2 separate regions of the Mus musculus genome follow, and region 1 is linked to region 2. A link is a loop called in an ENCODE intact Hi-C map of the cell type or tissue named here. Cell type or tissue: left cerebral cortex. All regions are shown on one strand.

Evidence for each region. Hi-C counts contacts between places; a loop is a spot of excess contacts. Peaks named below come from ENCODE experiments on the same cell type or tissue, not always from the same donor. Only the 100,000 strongest peaks of a DNase experiment are listed, where the experiment ranks them.
Region 1: a loop joins it to region 2, with 15 times the contacts of the local background. A loop is called at or near these places in 17 of 42 quality-filtered maps.

Annotation. Positions count from the first base shown.
Region 1 is chrX:93,068,930-93,071,429 of GRCm38, forward strand. No RefSeq gene overlaps it. Among named protein-coding and RNA genes, the nearest start is that of Gm38657, 12 kb to the left of the region's middle. In left cerebral cortex, a CTCF peak has its summit at 1,002 (motif pointing right); DNase peaks (open chromatin) are centred at 233 and 994; H3K4me3 peaks cover 664 bases; H3K27ac peaks cover 245 bases.
Region 2 is chrX:93,556,192-93,558,691 of GRCm38, forward strand. All of the region lies in intron 26 of Pola1 (polymerase (DNA directed), alpha 1), which reads right to left. Among named protein-coding and RNA genes, the nearest start is that of Pola1, 75 kb to the right of the region's middle. In left cerebral cortex, a CTCF peak has its summit at 1,186 (motif pointing left); no DNase peak of the experiment used is centred here.

The DNA.
Region 1 (2,500 bases), 490 kb before region 2:
GTGAGGCAGCAGGAGAAGGTAAAACTTTGTATGTCAGTATCTACAGGGATTAGAATGATATAGTTTCATTTTCACTCTGGTCATTTTGAATATTCCTTTCCGGAAATGGAATTCTACAGCACCATCTACCACCTCCGCTCCTCACAGCTCGCTTAACTCAGCCCAGCACACAGGGCTACATTTTGTTCCTCTGCCTTGCCTGAAATGGATGCTTCTTTCTTCATTGTTTGGAAGAAAGAAATTGGAAGTGCCTTCTACCGAGAGGCTCTTAACAGATTGTGGGACTTCTGGTTTCTTTTCTGAGACACATGAAAATGTAAATCATCTTTCCTTCTACAGGCAAGGCAGCGTGACCCTGGAGCATACAATCAACTGCCCTCCCCTTCACGGGCCTCACCAGCCCACTCTCCCTCCTCTTTCACTGTGATTCGTTCTCTCTCTCTCTCTCTCTCTCTCTCTCTCTTCTCTCTCTCTCTCTCTCTCTCTCTCTCTCTCTCTCTCTCTCTCTCTCTCTCTCTCTCTCTCTCTCTCTCTCTCTCCACCACCCCCAGAGCCCTGGAGCTTGAAGGCAACAGCCAAACTCTTTTATATTTTGAAAGTAAGAATTGAAAGCTTGTCTGAGTTCAAAGAATCACTTGGTACTAAAAGGATATTTTTATGCATTCCACAGTGGAACAAATATTAAAAGATATACCAAAAAGAAAAAAAAAAGAAAAAGAAAAAGGAACCTGGACTCAGCCAAAGGAGCAGAATCTGAACATTCATGTTGTGTCTCCAGGAACTGCCAAATTCTTTGCCTTTCTCTCAGGACCGCTCTGTGGAGCTTTGAGTGACAGGCAGTATGGCACAAGCCACGATTTAAATTCTGCTTGCCTCATTCTTTGCATAGACAGCAACGGGCTGATAGAATGCAACTAAAAACATAATTCAGATGGGAAAATACAACATGATTTTCACAGAAAGAGAGGAAGAGCACAGAGACATGGCTTAATATAGCCAGCAGAGGGCGCGGCTTACACATGTAAGTATAAACAAACCGTCCCTCGAAGCTGTAAGGAGCTCCTGCGGTTTTTGTTACAGATTTTGCGTTTTTCGAGTAAACCACGTCCAAGCTCCCTTTAACAAAACTCTAGTATTGTCACATAGTTCTCGCCTCATGATTAAATAAGACTATGTCTACAGCCCCTTCGGTCACTCAAACTGCCACTCTTCTGCCCCCTGCTCTGGCATGGGAAAAAAAGTGGAGATACACTCCCTCAAAGGACAGCTTCCCAGAAAGAGTGACCTGTATTCCCAAGCAGCCTTCATTTGTTTAAGAGACTTGCACCTAGAATTTCTTGATCAAAGCTAATGTGCTGTAAATTTCTTCATTTAACAGACTTAGTCTGTTCAACTCTTGACACTGGGAATTGGGATTTCCCAGAACTATTAGCACTGCACAGTAGGCATTCCATGCCAGCCAAGAACCGGGGATTAACAGGTATTTGTCTCAGCTAATTTCACTCTCTATACCGGCTCTATAGAGACTAGAGCTTCTTGGCGGAGTGTGTGCCACCCTGCTAATTGGCTACGAATGTAACTACTCCCGAATGCCAATGGAGCTGGGCCTGAAGAGGCTAGAGGCAAAAGATCCTTATGATAGACATACATTTGAGGCTGGTTGATGGCACAGTAAATGTAGATGGTTCCTTTGCCAACCTCTACCTCTTGCTGACTATCAAATGCCCATCCCGATAGATCATGGGGTGATGTTTTTGTTTTTTTTTTTAATGCACATTCATATACATACAATCAGTGACAGTTGAATCCTCAAAATCCTGTACTAACAAGGAATTTTCATATGCAAAATCTTGTAGAAACAAATATTTACATAGTGTCTATTCAGAATGCATATACTGAATCGTAAGGCTTATAGGTAGCTTCCATAGAGCACCCAATTTCCTGAGTCAAAGAAAAGCATTATACATATCAGGATAGGAACAGAACACAAGAATTATTTCTGAAATAAAGATTGTATACAAAAGGAAAGTTGTTACTGCTTTCTCACATGTCCTATTCTTCTCCTTGCTAATAATTAATCTCCTAATAACATGTACTACTTCTAAAGCTTGTGAAACAGGAATTGAAGAGTCAAATATTAAATGATACTATGTATATGCATTATCTGTTGTTAGATAATACATTCTGCTGAGTGTAGCAGCTGAAAACAACAGTTATTACCTTCCGGTTTCTATAATCAACCAGGTTCAATCCAGGAGCAGCTAAGCTGGTGGCAGTGTTTCAGTCGCTTGTAAGGCTGCAATCAAAGGGTTGGCCAGAGGTTTCAAGGCCCCAATGACTGGCAAATGTACTTCAAAGATTATTCACATAGCCGATGGTTAAGCCACAAAAGATCTGTTTCTAAGCTCACTAGCTGGAGCTTCTCTGCATGGTTACCTCATATGCTGTGGATTGAATCTTTGTGTCCACACCTCCTATGTTAAGTCCCTAACCCCCAGTA
Region 2 (2,500 bases):
TCTCAACGTTTCTTTTCAAACTATAAAAGAATAAGCATAGCATGACACATGAATACTAAAAAACATTCAAATATAGCAAATATGAAAATGAACACATACATACTTGTATATTATAAAATGGAAAAGACAGGTGGGGGGAAGAAAAATAGATAACAGGATAATTACCATTGAAAGAAAAGGGATGAGAGGAGAGTCTCTAGCCATTTCTATGTTTTATTCTTTTAAATTAAAACAAAACTAGGCTGTATTTCATAAAAATATTGGAAAACTGAAATATCCATTTATTTCAAAGTAAAGCCAAAGGATCATTAATAATTTAAAGCTCCTCTTCCATCATAGACAGCAACAAGAGCCTTCTGCCAGTGCCACTCCCAAGGACTCCTCACTAGCACTACTTCACCAGCAAGGTAATCTCAGAACGCCAAGCCTAGATAGTGATGGCTGCATGTAATGATTGAGATGCATTTTCTAAAAGGAACAAATTCAGTTCTGAAAACCAGATCTCCTACAACTGGTAGACAAACAGGCTGGCAATGACTCACTCCAGCCTACAGGACAGTAAAATGAAAATACATGGTCCACTCCTGAACAGTGCACTTGAAATTGCAATCAGAAATCCAAACCAAAAATTGTTTCTTCAAGAACACAGAAATAAGAGAAGACAGAAACAAATAAATAATTCAGTAAGTACTAATTATTTCATAAGGACAACTATCACTATTATGTTACATGACAAATATGCTTAGAAATCATTTAAAAAGTTAAATTCCTCAAATTTCAAAAAATCATATTCAAAGAGGCAAAATCACATACAAACAATCATCTACAATTTTCTTTAGAGTTGCCTGTGGTACTATAACTAAGAAAATAATGTATCTCCATGATCAGAGATATGATTTATCCACTCAATGGAAGAATTCACTTACTAAGATAAATTAAATGACTGTTCTCATCAATAAAACTTACAAGGCAAAAAAATATATCATTTCAAACACTAAAACACTAATTCTATTAGATTATTACAATCCTTTGGACCATTTTAACCTTTATTTAGTATTTTCAAAACTGGTAAAAATCTAAAATATAAATATTTAAGTCACTAAATGGCCTTCACATTATTGTTCACAGAATAAAATCTCTAATTGATTAATGATCTTAGGGTGTCTATCGCCATCTAGTGAACAATCACTTCAATTACTACACCATACACTTGACATTTGATACTTGTCTTCATAGTCTAAATATTTGTGCCCACTCAGTGTTACCCAGAAGTCTCACCCAATTTCATTTTTATGCCCCTTCAGGCTGACATTGGTAATAAAAGCAATTACAAATGGTAGTGTTACAGATTCACTTCTAAAAGTGTCTATAAAAGAAGTTTCTGTATTTCTTCTCTGGAAATGCTCAATTATTTTGAAATAATTTGTATACTGTGAGGTTCGTACATGAGGTTCCTTCAACAGCAACTAATGCCTCTATCATCAAGCAATTAAAATTATGGAATAATTGAAGTATCAAGTATTAAAAGATCACATCTGTGAAAAGGCAATATTTATTCCCATTTGACATACTTTTACTTTTGTTATAAATCTGATTTTTAAGAGTACAATCAGTAATTACTTCAGTATTCTAACAGCCATAATACATTTACTTACAGAAATTTTTAGGTCACCAGAGTCAAATCTGCATGATCCCAACAAAACTAAGCAACTAAGTACTCACAAAATCTACTTAAAAATAAAAAAGGAGGAAGACTTTAAGATCATACCAAAATGCAAAATTTCATGCCTCCCCAAATTGTACATTTATCCATATCCAAATGAAAAACCTTATAATTTTCTCAAAGTCATGTCAACAGGTTTCCTTCTCATTTCAACTTGAACATTAATTTAAATGGGAAGTTTAGATGCAAAAAACTATTAAGGTCTTCAGGCTACTGTATTATTTTGTCTAAACTATCTTACGAGCAAAGCAACAGTTCAGTAAGTTGCAAAGGTATTGCAAGTTCTCAACTTCATCTTTCCTACCTCTTTAGTAATTAAAAAGTGCTTGAGGCTGGGCAGTGGGGGGTGCATGCCTTTAATCCCAGCACTTGGGAGACAGAGGCAGGCAGATCTCTGAGTTCGAGGCCAGCCTGGTCTACAGTGAGCTCCAGGACAGCCAGAGCTACACAGAGAAACCCTATCTCAAAACAACAACAACAAAAATGCTTGACAGGTGTATATTTGCAATTAGAGCACATAAAGGGGCTTGGGTTCAAGGTCAACTTGTGGTATATGGTCATACACTATCTCAAAACACAATGAAAATCGTTAAAAACAACAGACTCCAAAATATATAGGAAAATGATAGTAAAACCAGAGAATAGTGTCAGTAATACTACCACCAAAACATTACCAATAATTTTTATTTTCGTAAATAACTTCTATAGAGATCTTTGGAGCTTCCAAAGTAAGAGTTGCAGAAAGCAGATATACTATATACTTATTGTTTCTCATTA